2 separate regions of the Homo sapiens genome follow, and region 2 is linked to region 1. A link is an interaction called in ENCODE POLR2A ChIA-PET data of the cell type or tissue named here. Cell type or tissue: PC-3. All regions are shown on one strand.

Evidence for each region. ChIA-PET counts read pairs that join two places held together with the same protein. Peaks named below come from ENCODE experiments on the same cell type or tissue, not always from the same donor. Only the 100,000 strongest peaks of a DNase experiment are listed, where the experiment ranks them.
Region 2: POLR2A ChIA-PET joins it to region 1 with 28 read pairs; 4 of 35 experiments call an interaction of 5 or more read pairs at or near these places.

Annotation. Positions count from the first base shown.
Region 1 is chr20:33,524,801-33,529,800 of GRCh38, forward strand. All of the region lies in intron 1 of CBFA2T2 (CBFA2/RUNX1 partner transcriptional co-repressor 2), which reads left to right. Among named protein-coding and RNA genes, the nearest start is that of CBFA2T2, 37 kb to the left of the region's middle. RefSeq lists enhancers at 3,314-3,814, 3,815-4,315. In PC-3, a CTCF peak has its summit at 4,147; a DNase peak (open chromatin) is centred at 2,131; H3K27ac peaks cover 482 bases.
Region 2 is chr20:33,428,562-33,433,561 of GRCh38, forward strand. All of the region lies in intron 2 of SNTA1 (syntrophin alpha 1), which reads right to left. Among named protein-coding and RNA genes, the nearest start is that of SNTA1, 13 kb to the right of the region's middle. In PC-3, no CTCF peak of the experiment used is centred here; no DNase peak of the experiment used is centred here.

The DNA.
Region 1 (5,000 bases):
ATGACTGCTATATATGTCAGAAAATGTGACAAATAGCTTTTTTTTGTTGTTGAGATGGAGCCTCACTGTGTTGCCCAGGCATGGAGTACAGTGGCACGATCTCAGCTCACTGCAACCCTTGCCTCCCGGGTTCAAGCAATTCTCCTGCCTCAGCCTCCCAAGTAGCTGGGCTTACAGGTGTGTGGCACCACGCCTGGCTAATTTTTGTATTTTTTAATAGAGAAGAGATTTCACCATGTTGTCCAGGCTGGTCTTGAACTCCTGACCTCAAGTGATCCACCTGCCTTGGCCTCTCAGAGTGCTGGGATTACAGGCGTAAGCCAGTGCACCCGGCCGCTTTTTTTGTAAATGGCTTTGTTGAGATATAATTCACATACCCTACCTCCATTTTTTTTTTTTTTTGAGACAGAGTTTGGCTCTTGTTGCCCAGGCTGGAGTGCAATGGCACAATCTCGGCTCACCACAACCTCCGCCTCCTGGGTTCAAGTGATTCTTATGCCTCAGCCTCCTGAGTAGCTGGGATTACCAGGCATGTGCCACCATGCCCGGCTAATTTTGTATTTTTAGTAGAGATGGGGTTTCTCCATGTTGGTCAGGCTGGTCTCGAACTCCCGACCTCAGGTGATCTTCCTGCCTTGGCCTCTCAAAGTGCTGGGATTACAGGTGTGAGTCACTGCACCTGGCCCTACCCTACTTCTTTAAGGTATACAATTTAATAGTTTTTAGTATGTTGACAAGGTTTTATAACCATCACTGCACACAGTGCAGTGAATATTTATATCACTCCGAAAAGAAACCCCATACCCATTAACAATTACTGTCTATTTTTCCTTTCCCCAGTCCCTAATCTACTTTTTTATTTTTCCCTTGAGATGGAGTCTGACTTTGTCACCCAGATTGGAGTGCAGTGGTACAGTCACAGCTCATCGCAGCCTCGACCACCTGGGCTCAAGCAATTCTCCCACTACAGCCTCCCAAGTAGCTGGAACCACTGGCACATGCCACCATGCCTGTGACCAGTTTTTAAATTATTTGTAGAGATGAAGTCTCACTTTGTTGCCCAGGCTGGACTCAAACTCCTGAGCTCAAGCGATCCTTGTGCCTTGGCCTCCCAAAGTGTTGGAATTACAGGTGTGAGCCACTGCACCTGGCCACGTAATCTACTTTCTGTCTATGGATTTGCCTTTGTGTTTTTTATTGGTGATTGGCCTTCAAGTATAATGCTGAAGTGCTGTCTCCTGTTTCCAAGAGCTAGAAAGCTATGCTGTACTTTAGAGGAAAATATATTAAATAAGCTTTGTTCAGGCTGTTTGACATGTTAATGAATCCTCCCGCCTTGGCCTCCCAAAGTGCTGGGATTACAGGCGTGAGCCACCGCGCCTGGCCTTACATATATTTTAAGTAAGGTGTTAACACTATATAATTCATCTGTGTAACCCAAAACTACTGTATCCCTAAGGCTATTGAAATTTAAAATAAGTAAATAAATAAGGTGTCTTTCATCAGAAACACATAAAAAAGAAGGTGTGTACTGATGATCTACTGACAAAAATGTGACTAGAGGCTCACAGGAACCTAACCGTGTGTTTTCCTCTAGGAGCAAAGGTTCAGGATTTGCTAGTTCAACGTTTGTAGCAATAAAAATAATCTATTATACCACATTTTGTTTATTCATTCATCAGTTGATGGATTTGTGACCTGTTTTCACTTTTTGGCTATTATAAATAAAGCCACTATAAACATTTGTTTACTGGTTTTTATGTGGACACGTTTTCATTTCTCTCACTGCGCCCAGCAATGAATACATTTATTTTATGGCAAAACTAAAAGTTTGTCAAACACCCAAATTCAGTATGATAAGTTAGCTTTTTATAGGATACTGACAGGTTATTGTGGGTACTCCAATCTTGTTCAGCAAGGCCAAATTTTCAAAAAAAAAAATGTAGATTTATTACAATAAGGGAAATATATATCTTAAGCTATATTTCCATGTGTTCTATGAAGACAACTCTGAGAGGAAGTTAGCAGTTTGTGTGGTTGGAAGCCTCAGAAAGTTCTCCTACTTCTATCTCTTACTCACCTGGCTTGCATTGCAATATTTAGGGTAAGAGTCACAAGCATACTCGGGTGCATTTGAATGATGGTCTAAGCAGATCTCTACACCTGTCGTTATCTGGGTTTGTGATCATTCCAGTGTTTCCTAAGTTTATAGGATGAATTGGCAGTAAGTGACTTTTGTTCCAGTCCTCAGCTGCATTATAAAGACAATACAAGACTATGCTGAAATAGCTATTTGGTAAAGTTTTGTAAACCCAGAAGCCTTTTTAAAAAGTATTGTTCTTCTTAATCTCTTAATTATAGTTTTTTAAAATCACATATCACTTAATTTTGTGTGTGTATTTTTGTTTGTTTGTTTTTTGAGATGGAGTCTCACTACATCACCCAGGCTGGAGTGCAGTGGTGTAGTCCCGGCTCACTGCAACCTCTGCCTCCCAGGTTCAAGTGATTCTCCTGCCTCAGCCTCCTGAGTAGCTGGGATTACAGGGCTGTGCCACCAGGCCCGACTGATTTTTTTTTTTTTTTTTTTTTTGAGATGAATTCTTGTTCTGTCGCCCGGGTTGGAGTGCAGTGGCGTGATCTTGGCCCACTGCAACCACTGCCTTCCGGGTTCAAGCAGTTCTCCTGCCTCAGCCTCCCAAGTAGCTGGTATCACAGATGCGTGCCACTACGTCCAACTGATTTTTGTATTTTTAGTAGAGACAGGGTTTCGCCATGTTGGCCAGGCTGGTCTCAAACTCCTGACCTCAGATGATCTGCATGTCTCAGGCTCCCAAAATGCTGGGATTATGGGAGTGAGCCACCTCACCCAGCCCTAAGTCTTATTGTTTTTTCTTTTCTTTTCTTTTTTTTTTGTTGTATTTTTAGTAGAGACAGCGTTTTGCCTTGTTAACCAGTTTAGTCTCGAATGCCTGACCTCAGGTGATCTGCCTGTCTTGGCCTCCCAAAATGCTAGGATTAGAGGTGTCAGCCTCCACTCCCAGCCTGATTTGTATATATTTTATGTTTGTTTTATTTTCTTTTTTTTCTTTGCTGTATTATTATTATTTTGAGATGGAGTCTTGCTGTGTTGTCAAGGCTGGTCTCCAACTTCTGGGCTCAAGCAGTCTTCCCACCTCAGTCAGCTGAACAGTTGGGATTGCAGGCTCATGCCACTATACCTGGCTGAAGTGTTGGTTTTTCTTTTCTTTTTGTAGAGACAAGGCCTCACTCCATTGTCCAGGCTGGTCTCAAACTCCTGGGTTCAAGCAGTCCTCCCACCTCAGCCTCCCCAGTAACTGGGATTACAGGCTCTTGCCTCTATACCTGGCTCAAGGGTTTGTTTTCTGATTCTTCAAAGTTTACTTCTCTCAGATCTGGAGACTGTGATATGTATAAGACAAGTTTCCCATGTCTTAAGAAACTTGATAGCTAGTAAGAGAGGTAAGGCCTGTGAACTCAGGTAACTAAGCAAGACAGAAAGACAGATGAAGATGAGGACATATGAGTAGAATAAAGGAAGTGATCAGTAAAGGTTGCATGTGGAAAATGTTGTCTGAATCAGTCGAAGAATTGCCTTCAACATGACCTAGAGAAGAGCAGATCATGACCGAAATCCAGACCTTTTCACTGGCTTGATTGTTTGGTGGGCTATTTTTCTCTCTTTTTTGAATCAGAGGATCCCAGATGAGGGCTTTATTATCAGCCTTTGACTGAAGTCTCAGTTATATTCTTGTTCCCAGCCCATGCGTGTGGAATCAGGGATATGACTTACATGCCCTTTTAAGCTGCTCTGTACCTTTTTGCCAGTTATATATACATGTAACTATGTTAACCTGCCTTAAATGTCCACTCGTGTGTGTGTGTGTGTGTGCGTGTGTGGTGTAGTGACGGGATCTCACCATGTTGTCCAGGCTGGTCTTGAACTCCTGGGCTCAAGCAATCTGCCCACTTTGGCCTCCAAAGTGTTGGGATTACAGGCGTAAGCCACTGCACCCGGCCTAAAATGTCAACTCTTGGTTGAGAATGAAGGCTAATTTGCCTAAGAACCAACTTAATCCATCTGTTCCAGCCAGTACCAAGTTTTGGGCTCGTGATGCCACCAATTGGCTGGTGTGAGGAAGTGTTTAACCTTTTTCTTTTCCTTTTGGGAGTTTGCACTACGCGTGGACCAGTTTGTTTGTTTTTTTTGTTTGTTTGTTTTTTTGAGACGGAGTCTTGTTCTGTCGCCCAGGCTGGAGTGCAGTGGCGCAATCTCAGTTCACTGCAAGCTCCGCCTACCGGGTTTACGCCATTCTCCTGCCTCAGCCTCCCGAGTAGCTGGGACTACAGGTGCCTGCCACCATGCCCGGCTAATTTTTTGTATTTTTAGTAGAGAGGGGGTTTCACTGTGTTAGCCAGGATGGTCTTGATCTCCTGACCTCGTGATCCGCCCACCTCGGCCTCCCAAAGTGCTAGGATTACAGGCGTGAGCCACCGCGCCCAGTGCACCAGTTATTTTTACCTTACGACATTTTCTCACAGATTCATGTTCTCCTTTGGTAACCTTCCATCAAGCCTCTTTCAACTCTGGTTTAACTAGTGCAGGAGCTCTTTCCATCCCTCTTTCCTTTACTTTGTTCTCTTTGTAAGTTACAAAAGAGACAAGCCAGGCATGGTGGCTCGCGCCTGTAATCCCAGCATTTTGGGAGGCCAAGGCTGAGGCAGGTGAATCTCTTGAGCCCAGGAGTTTGAGACCAGTCTGAGCAACAAAAAATGCAAAACGTTAGCTGGGCATGGTGATGTGCCACACCTCAGGAGGCTGAGATGGGAGGATTGCTTGAGACCCTGTCTTTAAAAAAACAAACAAAAAAAAACTAGGCATAAGATTACTTCTAGTGTCTTGTATCAAGAAAGAAGAAAGCAGTTATATATATATATATATATATATATATATATATATATATTTCTTTTTTTTTTTTTAA
Region 2 (5,000 bases), 96 kb before region 1:
TACACTCTCGTTGGTAATTTTTTTTTTTTAAGAGACAGTGTCTTGCTTTGTTGCCCAGATTAGAGTACAGTGGCATAATCATAGTTTGGGTACAGCCTTGAACTCCTGGGCTCAAGCAATCCTCCTACCCAGCCTCCTGAGTAGCTGGGATTACAGGTGCACAACACTATGCCCAGCTAATTTTTAAAAAATTTTTTGGCCAGGCACAGTGGCTCACGCCTGTAATTCCAGCAGTCTGGGAGGCCGAGGCAGGTGGATTGCTTGAGGTCAGGAGTTCAAAACCAGCCTGACCAAGATGGTGAAACCCCATCCCTACTAAAAATACAAAAATTAGCCAGGTGTGGTGGCAGGCGCCTATAATCCCAGCTACTTGGGAGGCTGAGGCAGGAAAACTGCTTGAACCTGAGAGGCAAAGGTTGCAGTGAGCCAAGATCGTACCACTGCACTGCAACCTGGGCAACAAAGCAAGACTCGGTCTCAAAAAAAACAAAAATTTTTTGTAGGCCAGGCACGGTGGCTTATGCCTGTAATCCCAGGACTTTGGGAGGCCTTAGGCAGATCACTTGAGGTCAGGAGTTTGAGACTTGGCCAACATGGTGAAACCCCACCTATACTATATACAGAAATTAGCCAGGCATGGTGGCACATGCCTGTGATCCCAGCTACTTGAGAAGGTGAGGTAGGAGAATTGCTTGAACCCAGGAGGTGGAGGTTTGATTGAGCCAAGATAGTCCACTGCACTCCAGCCTGGGTAACACAGTAAGACTCCACCTAAAAAAAAAAAAAAAAAAAAAAAAAAAAAAAATTGGGTCAGGCATAGTGGCTCATGCCTGTAATCCTAGCACTTTGGGAGTCCGAGGCAGGTGGATCACCTGAGGCCAGGAGTGGCGAAACCCCATCTCTACTAAAAATACAAAAATTAGCCAGATGTGTTGGTGCGCGCCTGTAATCCTAGCTACTCGGGAGGCTGAGGCACGAGAATCGCTTGAACCCAGGAGGCAGAGGTTGCAGTGAGCCGAGATCATGCCATTGCACTCCAGCCTGGCCAACAAGAGAGAAACTCCATCTCAAAAAAACAAAAACAAAAACAAAAAAATTGTAGAGACGAGGCCTTGCCATGTTGCCTAGGCTAGTCTCGAACTCCTGGTCTCAAGGAATCCTCCCACCTCAGCCTCTGAAAGTGCTGGAATTATAGGCATGAGCCACTTATTTTTTTTTCGAGACAGGGTCTCACTCTGTCACCCAAGTTGGAGTGCAATGGCACAATCTCAGCTCACTCCATCCTCCACATCCCAGGCTCAAATGATCCTTCAGCCTCAGCATCCCAAGTAGCTGGGACTACAGGAATGTGCCACCATGCCTGGCTAATTTTTGTAACTTTTTTTTGGAGAGACAGGGTTTCGCTATGTTGCTCAGGCTAAGCTGGATATTTTTGAATGAGTATGTATTACTTTTTAAATTTTCTAAAAAATCTAGTTTATTTTTCAAAAATATACCACCACATACCAAGCCATACAAGCCATAGTTCAGAGATAATGCTCGTATCAACTCGGAAGCCTAGATTCAGGGTTCTAGAATCTTAGTGATGGGAGAAAGCAGTACTTATTGAGCGCCTACTATATATTGGGGCCAAGCTCAACTCTCTCGAACACACCTTCACCTTATTTCACCAATTTGATGAGATGAATTAATATCCTTATTTATGTTCATTTTTATTACTTTTTTCTTTTTTTTTTTTTTTTTTTGAGACGGAGTCTCACTCTGTCGCCCAGGCTGGAGTGCCGTGGCGTGATCTCAGCTCACTGCAACCTCCACCTCCTGGGCTCAAGCAATTCTCCTGCCTCAGCCTCCTGAGTAGCTGGGACTACAGGCACGCGCTAAATTTTGTATTTTTAGTAGAGACGGGGTTTCACCATGTTTACCAGGCTAGTCTTGAACTCCTGACCTCAGGTGATCCACCCGCCTCAGCCTCCCAAAGTGCTGGGATAACAGGTGGGAGCCACCGCACCCAGCCATAGTATCTTTATTTAATGGGTGAGTAAACTGAGTCTCAGAGAAGTGACATAACCTGTAGTGCAGATAAGTATTTAAGAAAATGAGTTTTCGCCGGGCGCAGTGGCTCACACCTGTAAATCCCAGCACTTTGGAAGGCAGAGGAGGGCGGATCACATGAGGTCAGGAATTCGAGACCAGCCTGGCTAACATGGTGAGATCTCATCTCTACTAAAAATACAAAAATTAGCCAGGTGTGGTGGCACATGCCTGTAATCCCAGCTACTTTAGAGACTGAGGCAGAAGAATCACTTGAACTGGGGAGGCGCAGATTGCAGTGAGCCGAGATCGTGCCACTGTACTCCAGCCTGGGCAACAGAGCGAGACTCCGTCTCAAAAAAAAAAAAAGATTATGGGTTTTCAGCCAGGCACACTGGCTCACACCTGTAATCCCAGCACGTCAGGAGGCTGAGGCAGGAGAATCACTTGAGTCCAGGAGTTTGAGACCAGCCTGGACAATATAGTGAGACCCTGTCTCTACAAAAAATCAAAACAATAATAGCTGGGTATGGTGGCACATGCCTGTAGTCCCAGCTACTGGAGAGGCTGTGGTGGGAGGATCACTTGAGCCCAGGAAGTCGAGGCTACAGTGAGCCGTGATCATGCAACTGCATTCCAGCCTGCATGACAGAGTGAGACCCTGTCTCTTACAAAATTTTTGTTTTTGATTAAAATATATATATATGAGTTTTGGCATCTGAAAGACTTGAGCTCATATTCCATCTCTGCCATACTGTGACCTTGGGCAAGTAATGTCACCTCTCTGAGCTTCAGTGTTCTCATCTATACAATGAACAATGTACCTAATTCACAGGGATGACATTGAGGATTCAATTAAATAACATAGGGAAGGGCCGGGCACGGTGGCTCACACCTGTAATCCCAGCACTTTGGGAGGCCGAGGCGGGTGGATCACCTGAGGTCAGGAGTTCGAGACCAGCCTGGCCAACATGGTGAAACCCCATCTCTACTAAAAATACAAAAAATTAGCCAGGCATGGTGGCACGCGCCTGTAGTCCCAGCTACTCGGGAGGCTGAAGTAGGAGAATCGCTTGAACCAGGGAGGTGGAGGTTGCAGTGAGCCGAGATCGTGCCACTGTACTCCAGCCTGGGCAATGGAGCGAGACTCCATCTCAAAGAAAAAAACAAGCATAGGGAAGGGACTTAGCACAGTAGGTGCTCATGGTGTTGAGCACAGTGTGGATGCTCAATAAGCAGCAGATGCTACCATCCTGATTATTATCACTATTATTTCCTCCACCACCAGCAGCAGCCAGGGTCACACAGCTCGTCAGGGCCAGAACCTGCCTACAGAGGCCCACAAGACATTTTAATCAAGGTCCGGGGAACAGGCCAGGGCTGGATTAAGCCAAGTTTTGTTTGTGGGGAGTCACATGGTCCAAAGCTATGCGTGTGCACAGCCAAGTAAACTTTTCCTTGAGAACAATGGTCAGAACAACAGGTCTTTGCGGCCATGGGAGAACTGAACAGGAGTTCCATTCATGCCCTCTTCCTGGGACAGGGGTCCCTCCAGCATCTCTGGGGCACAGCATGACTCAGCTAAGTTGAAACAGGGTGGCCCCAAATTAGCTACATCCAGAATGACATCCCGCTTTTGACAGTGGTGATGCATCAAGCCAGATCAAAGGCAGGACACCTGGCAGTGGCCATCTTCCTGGGAAGAGCCAGTAGGGAGCTGGCCTTAGAGTTCTGAGGACTCAGAACAGAAAAGCTCAAGAGTCAGTCAAGCTCAGCATGATTCTCAAGTCCCATCTTAAACATTTAGGAAAGTCAACAGCAATTGAAAAGGTGAAAGGTAAAGTAGAAAGGGTCCAAGATATACCCCACTGATCAGTCTCCAAACACTCACCAAGATCTAATGTATGTTGGGCTCAGTGCCAGACCTGGGGGCTGAGAGACAAGCTACATGTGGTTCCTGCCCTCAAACAGCTTCCAGTTTACTAAAGAAAACAATAACAGGATCAGGCGCAGTGGCTCATGCCTGTAACCCCAGCACTTTGGGAGGACTGCTAGAGCCCAGGAGTTCAAGACTAGCCTGGACAACACAGGGAGACCCTGTTTCTATTAATTTTTTTTAATTAGGCAGGTGTGGTAGCACATGCCGTCGTCCCAGCTACTTGAGAGGCTGAGATAGGAGGATCGCTTGAGCCCAGGAGTTGAGGCTGCAGTGAGCTGCAATCACACCTCTGTGCTATAGGCTGGGCAACAGAGTGAGATCCTAAATAAATAAATAAAAGCCTGATCTCTATGAGGGCTATACCTTCCTTACTTTATATAAAGCACTAAAATTCACTTTATTAATTTTTTTTTTTTGAGATAGAGACTCACTCTGTCACCCAAGCTGGAATGCAGTGGTGCAATCTTGGCTCACTGCGACATCCACCTCCTGGGTTCAAGTGATTCTCCTGTCTCAGCCTCCTGAGTAGCTGGGATTACAGGTGCCTGCCACCACGCCCAGCTAATTTTTATATTTTTCGTAGAGATGGAGTTTCACCATTTTGGCCAGGCTGGTCTCGAACTCCTGACCTCAGGTGGTCCACCCACCTCAGCCTCCCAAAGTGCTGGGATTACAGGCGTGAGCCACCTTGCCTGGCCTTAGTATTATTTTTTGTTTTTTGTCGGGTTTTTCTTTTTTCTTTTTTTTTTGAGATGGAGTTTTGCTCTTGTTGCCCCAGGCTGGAGTACAATGGTTCGATCTTGGCTCACTGAAACCTCTGCCTCCTGGGTTCAAGCAATTCTCCTACCTCAGCCTCCCGAGTAGCTGGGATTACAGGCGCGTGTCACCATGCTCAGCTAATTTTTGTATATTATTAGTAGAGACGGGGTTTCACCATGTTGCCCAGGCTAGTCTCGAACCCCTGACCTCAGTTGATCTGCCTGCCTCAGCCTCCCAAAGTGCTAGGATTACAGGCATGAGTCACCGCGCC